2 separate regions of the Homo sapiens genome follow, and region 1 is linked to region 2. The links are chromatin contacts, found by Hi-C in ENCODE. All regions are on one chromosome and are shown on one strand. Each heading gives the region's core, a stretch centred on a gene start or an enhancer-like site at or near the end of the contact. The rest is flanking DNA. Distances are from core to core; before and after follow the strand shown.

What was found. Hi-C counts contacts between places; a loop is a spot of excess contacts on that map. Pooled maps may share reads with other maps.
Region 1: a pooled map shows a loop between it and region 2 (8-fold over the local background). The contact joins the enhancer-like site here to the promoter of ATP11A-AS1 in region 2. A Hi-C loop is called at or near these places in 1 of 168 maps with a recorded cell type or tissue (GM12878), 9 of 37 single-sample maps with no recorded cell type and 10 of 50 pooled maps.

The regions. Positions count from the first base shown.
Region 1 is chr13:112,873,025-112,876,363 of GRCh38, forward strand. ATP11A (ATPase phospholipid transporting 11A) reads left to right here. Exons shown (of 30, transcript NM_015205.3): 27 at 549-652; 28 at 2,752-2,917. Among named protein-coding and RNA genes, the nearest start is that of MCF2L-AS1, 94 kb to the right of the region's middle. RefSeq lists enhancers at 1-505, 1-146, 147-646, 268-317 and a silencer at 2,208-2,397. Within about 2 kb of position 1,634, at least 20 of the 41 ENCODE cell types and tissues checked have a DNase peak (open chromatin) inside an H3K27ac peak, as active enhancers do; they include GM12878, where a contact is called at or near this core.
Region 2 is chr13:112,753,182-112,756,276 of GRCh38, forward strand. It overlaps ATP11A-AS1 (ATP11A antisense RNA 1), which reads right to left and starts at 1,550. Exons shown (of 2, transcript NR_046661.1): 1 at 1,313-1,550. The region is part of intron 1 of ATP11A (ATPase phospholipid transporting 11A); the gene reads left to right. RefSeq lists enhancers at 1,827-3,026, 3,006-3,095.

The sequences.
Region 1 (3,339 bases), core at 384-2,883, 120 kb after region 2:
TTTGTCTTCTGGAGCGGTGTGAGGTGTGGCTTTGTCTTCCTGAGTGGTGTGAGGTGTGGCTTTGTCTCCTTAATGGTGTGAGGTGTGGCTTTGTCTTCCTGAACGGTGTGAGGTGTGGCTTTGTCTTCCTGAGTGGTGTGAGGTGTGGCTTTGTCTTCCTGAGCGGTGTGAGGTGTGGCTTTGTCTTCCTGAGTGGTGTGAGGTGTGGCTTTGTCTCCTTAATGGTGTGAGGTGTGGCTTTGTCTTCCTGAGCGGTGTGAGGTGTGGCTTTGTCTTCCTGAACAGTGTGAGGTGTGGCTTTGTCTTCCTGAGCGGTGTGAGGTGTGGCTTTGTCTTCCTGAGCGGTGTGAGGTGTGGCTTTGTCTTCCTGAGCGGTGTGAGGTGTGGCTTTGTCTTCCTGAGCCGTGTTTTGCAGGCATTGAGTCGTCATTGCTGGGTCTTGCGTTTGGTTTAGTTTCTCGTCACCCCCCGGCTCTCTGTCCTGCCCATCACGATCATTCTCACTGCTCAGATGACACCGTTAACTGCCCTTTTTTTTTTCCTTTTAGCTTGCATTGGACACACACTACTGGACTTGGATCAACCATTTTGTCATCTGGGGGTCGCTGCTGTTCTACGTTGTCTTTTCGCTTCTCTGGGGAGGAGTGATCTGGTAAATATCTGATAAGTAGCTGATAATCTGATAAATATCATGTGGTTGTTATTTTTTTATCAAGGGTTGAAGACACATTTTCCGTGCGGCCCTGTTGGTTGGGGCAAGTGTTTGTTGAATGGCTGCTGTGTGCTGGGTGTCGTGGGGTCCTGGGATACAGTCGGGGGCAAGACACCGGGGGGTTCCTGCTCCGGTGACTTGCATCTTCCGGGGGAGAAAGACGCTAACTGATAACAGCTTGTGACGAGTTATACGGAGGAACAGACCAGGATTCCGCACCAGGGGACCCATGTCAGATTGAAAGGCCAGAGGTGACTTTTCAGAAACAGTCATTTGAAACCTGGAAGAAGAGCGCCATCATCACAGCAAGTCCCAGCTGGTAACCGCCTCCCACAACGAGGCACTGGCCAGGCATTCGACAGGTCCTGTCTCACTCCATCCTCACGCCCCGCAGCAAGATGGGGCCCAGGCATGGTGGGGCTGGACCTTGCCCGCAGCAGCCTGACTCATCGGGGAGCCTCTGGTTTGGGGGAGAGCAGCAGGCACGCAGGCCCGGGCGGGAGGAGGTCCTCCGTGAGTGGGAGCCGTGGCCAGCGGAGAGGGGCCCGGACCAGGCTGCAGAGCAGGCATGGTGGCCTCCTGGACCGCCGGCCGTGAGGATCCTGGCTCGAGGCTGTCGTGGTCAGTCGAGGCAGAGCACAGCAGAGTTGAGTGGCTCTTTTAAAAACCCCACGGTGGCTGCGTGTTGAGCTGGTGAGAGCGACATAGGCAGGGTGGTCAGTCTAGAGACTGTCGCTGTAAGCCAGGAAACGACGCTGAGTGGTATGGGCCCAGGGCCAGGTCCCAGTCTCAGCCCCAGCGCAGCAGCCTCTGCCACAGCCCTCTGCAGACCTGGGGTCAGTAGCCGGCCTAGGGAAAGCCAGCAACCCACTCAGGATCCCTCAGGGCCCCTGACCTGGGCGGGACTCTCAGCCCAGGAAGAGTCCCTCCGGATTCTCTCGTTCAGCCAGCGGCCCCTGGTGGCCCCAAGTTGCATTACACAGTCTCAGAGATGACAGCCCAGCTTGGAGGGTGTCAGGCACCCTGTCAGCCCCAGAGAAACCTGCTTAGCTCTAGAGAGCCCAGCCCGGCTCTGGAGAGCCCGGCCATTCTAACAGCCCTGAAGGCGATGGCTCTGTAAGAGGAAGATTCCATCCCAAACCTCTCTGACCAGCTCCTGGGCTTTGTAGCCAAGGAGCCACAGCCCGTCAGCCTTGGTAGAACCACAGCCTCTCACATTGTTTCCTAAAACATTGACCCCACGTCTTTGATGTGCTGGGAGCTCACCATGTCACCACCGCTTGGTGATGAGACCCCATCCTCCTGCCCGCCACCAGCACCACGTGGGTGCCCCCAGCCCCATCCCAGGTCTGCCAGCAGCTGCGTGTCCCTCCCGTTACCCACCATGCCCTGCTTCCGTTTCCCTCCTGTTGTCCACACACCAGTTTCACTGTGCTTCCTGGAGCTGGGGCCCTATCTCTGTGTCTCTGCCACCATCCGTAGTGCCTGGGATGTGAAAGGCGATCAGGAAACGTTACCGGAAGGCACGTATAGACGTGGACCTGTGGGCTCGGGCTGGCTGCGGGTCACTGGTCCCTGCATCCTTGCCAGCCTCCCTCATGGAGGCTGACGCAGACGTCTTTGAATCATCCTCTTTCTGGGGAGAGAAGTCATTGCTTGCTCTGTACTGACGACCAGTGCTCGGGACGTCCTTCCCATCCGAGACTTCAAGATAGAAAAACATCCCTATTTCAATCCCTTTGTGTTTTGTTTTTTGTTTTTTTTTTTTTTGCTTCTGTGAAACTGAACTTCAGAGACTTCTATGTCCCATTTGAGATGACTTCATAGAATTCCTTCTCCCGTTCCTCTTACCCCAGCATTACCGGGAGGTTCAGTGTTCATTTTTTATATGATAAATTCAGAGCAGGCTCCGTGGCTTGCCAAGCAACTCTCACTGACAAAAGTGTAAACTCCCTGAACAGACGGCCTCTCCAGTGAGTAGAGAGGCCAGCCCCAGGGAGTACATGCCTCACCAGCGGCTTCTCTTCCCTGCCCCTCAGGCCGTTCCTCAACTACCAGAGGATGTACTACGTGTTCATCCAGATGCTGTCCAGCGGGCCCGCCTGGCTGGCCATCGTGCTGCTGGTGACCATCAGCCTCCTTCCCGACGTCCTCAAGAAAGTCCTGTGCCGGCAGCTGTGGCCAACAGCAACAGAGAGAGTCCAGGTACGGAGTGTCCCCAGCCGGGGCGGGGGTGCCTCAGGGCCCTGGCCTTAGGATTGGGAGATGACCGTTTTGAAAGACAGTGTGAAAGGTTTGGATTTCATGAAACGTGATCAGTTCAGGTATCACTAATGAGTGTCCTGACGGTGCATGATGTTAAACATCAGGTACATTTGCGATGACCGATGTCTAATTTTATGTTTCAACCTAAACAGTCATCTGAAATGAGACACAAATAAGAGAAAAAAGACTGATGCAAAAGGCAAATTATTTCATGTAAATGGAAACCTTTTTTAAAATTAATCATTACTTTAAAAGGTTGAATTACATAATTTTTAAGGATGGTAAATCTGGCTGGAAACGGTAGCATCTGTATCAGGAAATGCTGGTATTGGTGGAGCTGCTTATTTTACACACTCCCAAGT
Region 2 (3,095 bases), core at 300-2,799:
GTGCATGTGTCTGCACAGCTGCGTGATGTTCCCCTGTGGACTCAACCTCCCCCGCCCCTGGCCGCCCCACATCATGGACAGCTGGGCTCCAATCTTCTGCTTTTATAAATAGTGCTGCAGATGCCTTGTGAGTACATCAGCTATATTTCTGCGAGGACAGCTTTGGGATCGCTTTGGAGAAGGGAGATTTCTGAGAAGGGGGGTACGTTTGCGGTTTGCTCTGTCAGTGCCGTAGGAGGATGCCTGTTCTCCACCTACCTCGCCAGCAGCCTGCGCTGCCCGGCTTGCCAGCTTCTGGGCCTGCCTACCGCTGCTGGATGAGATGCCACGTCCTGTTGTGGTTTTATCTTGTACTTCTCCTGCTAACAGGCAGGTTGAGAATCTTTTTATGTGTTTAAGTCCATTTGCTGTTCTTTTCTCTTTTTTGAAAAAGAACAGCTTGTTTATATCTTTTGCCCATCTTTCATTTGGGTTGTGTCTTGAGGAGCTCTTTATATACTTCTTTATTCTTGATATTTTTGTGTGCCTGATTCCTGACATATTTATTATTAATAATAATGGAGCAATAAAGTGAGTCACATAAAAAAAATAATGGAGACAGTGATTCCCAGGCCAAGAGACACATAAATTATTTAACTGCAGTCAAACAGGCTTATGTTAGAAGCGCTTTTTCCAAAATGCAATGTAGAGTTATTTAAATTTAAAAACATGCTGAGGAATTAAAGAAAGAAGCCATCTATGTTCTTCCTGGGGCATCATTTGAGCTCATTACGTGGACACCGCTGCCTCTGAAGCTGGTTCTGCCACACGCCTGACAGGCCGATCACAGCCTGACCTTGACCAGGCAGCATCCAGGGCGTCGCTGTCTCACCGTGGTCCCCAGTGTTTTGGGATTGAGGAGGGGTTCGGCTTCACTCTCTTCAGCGCCTGGGGCCTTCATCCTGAGCCGCAGTTGGAGCCACGGTCCCTGCTGCTGAGATGTGAGAAAGGCCTGCGCTGGGGTCTGGGAAATTCGTTTTCTCGCAGAAGGCAGAGAAGGCCGTGGAATAACAGGGCCGGGTTCTCACTGGCGGGACTGTTCACCTCTGCAATCTGCCCCTTAGTGCCTCGGCTGATTCTTGGTCTTTGGAGACCTGGTCCCCAGTCCCACCTCTGCATATGCCTCCAGATAACGCTCGCCATGTTTGGGGTGTATGAGCATGCTCCTTGCGTTCACTGTCACCCAGGCATCCCTCCCAGCGGCCCTGTGAGGCAGGTGCCACCCCACAGCCCTGCTCTCCCGCCGAGGAAACTGAGTACTGGGCTAATTCACCTGCCAAAGCTGCATGCTTGGAAAGTGGTGCTTAGAGCCAGGCAGGACTCACTGCGGCTCCTGTGCTCCACGCTGCCCCCCCGAGAGGCAGAACTTTCTCAGGCCACCTTCAGGGCCTCCTGGAGAGGTTGAGCCCCAGACTCCTGGGAAGCTGTTCCCCCACGTTCTGTACTCCACTCACAGGTGGACCCATCGCCTCCAAAGCCTGTGGGTCTCATTGGCTGGAATGTCTCACACTGCAGGGCACCTGGCCACCCAGGGGCGTGTCACAAATGCGGGCGGGGGGCAGGGCTCCACCCCACAAGCCTGCTCAGGAGGCCTCTCCACGATCCACAATCGACCACCTGTCCATGGAGCTCCGGGAATGCTGGCCCGGCCCCACTGCAGGGCTTCCCCAGCCCTCCTAGACACCCTGCACTTGCCCCTCCCGAGCGCGTGTGCCTGACCTGCTCCGCGGTGGGCGCAGAGCTCCTGCCGAGGGCTGGATGGCGCGGACCTGGGCATCGTGGCCTCTGCAGTGCCAGCTGTGCCCTAGTAGCCAGGGCGCCGTCGTCAGTCCATGGCTCAGGAGGACCACTGTGGGCCGATGAAATGCGACTGTGGACGAGGAAATTGTACTTTCCGAACATTTTCACGTGTCCCCAAACAGTTACTTTTCTTTTGATTTTTTTCAACCATTTAAGGACGTAAAAGCATTCTCAGTTCATGGACCACACAGACAGGCTGCAGGCTGCACGTGGACTGGGGGCGGGTCTGTGGGCCTCTGCTTCACAGGTCAGAGGTCGCTGGGTTTTCGTGTCTTCTGCTTTCCATTGCACAGTCCCACCCTCTCCTTGGATCCTAGAACTCTGCCCAGCTTGGACAGTCTCTCTACACCCAGAGACCGGTTTTCCGCTTCTTGTCTGCGTCCCTTGTAGCAGTCACCCACAGGGCGCTTGCCAGAGGACGGCCCCGAACTGCCTATGGGATCCCTCCAGGTCCTCTCAGAGCCTCCGTTTCTTGCATGTAAAATTGACACAAGAAGAGCCTCCCTGCAGGACTGCAGCCAAGGTTAGCCAGAACCATTTCCAGTCACGGAACCGTCACTCAGAGCAGCTCCCAGAACCATTTCCAATCATGGAAGCGTCACTCAGAGCGGCTCCTAGAACCATTTCCAGTCAGGGAAGCATCAATCAGAGCGGCTCCCAGAACCATTTCCGGTCACGGAACCATCACTCAGAGCGGCTCCCAGAACCATTTCCGGTCACGGAAGCGGCACTCAGAGCGGCTCCCAGAACCATTTCCGGTCACGGAAGCGGCACTCAGAGCGGCTCCCAGAACCATTTCCCGTCACGGAAGCGGCACTCAGAGCGGCTCCCAGAACCATTTCCGGTCACGGAAGCGGCACTCAGAGCGGCTCCCAGAACCATTTCCCGTCACGGAAGCGGCACTCAGAGCGGCTCCCAGAACCATTTCCGGTCACGGAAGCGGCACTCAGAGCGGCTCCCAGAACCATTTCCGGTCACGGAAACGGCACTCAGAGCGGCTCCCAGAACCATTTCCGGTCACGGAAGCGTCACTCAGAGCAGATTCTAGAATCATTTCCAGTCATGGAAGCATTACTTAGAGCAGCGTAAATTTCTTAGCAACCCTGGTGTTGACATATGTTGATTATAATGATATCCTTACAACATTAAACTACAAAGCCAAAACCAAAATACAAATTAAATAAAACTTAGTCTGTGAAACAGGTTAGATTCCAGGCAGGGTCTACGATTCTGGCTGGCTGTGCGAATCGACCTCT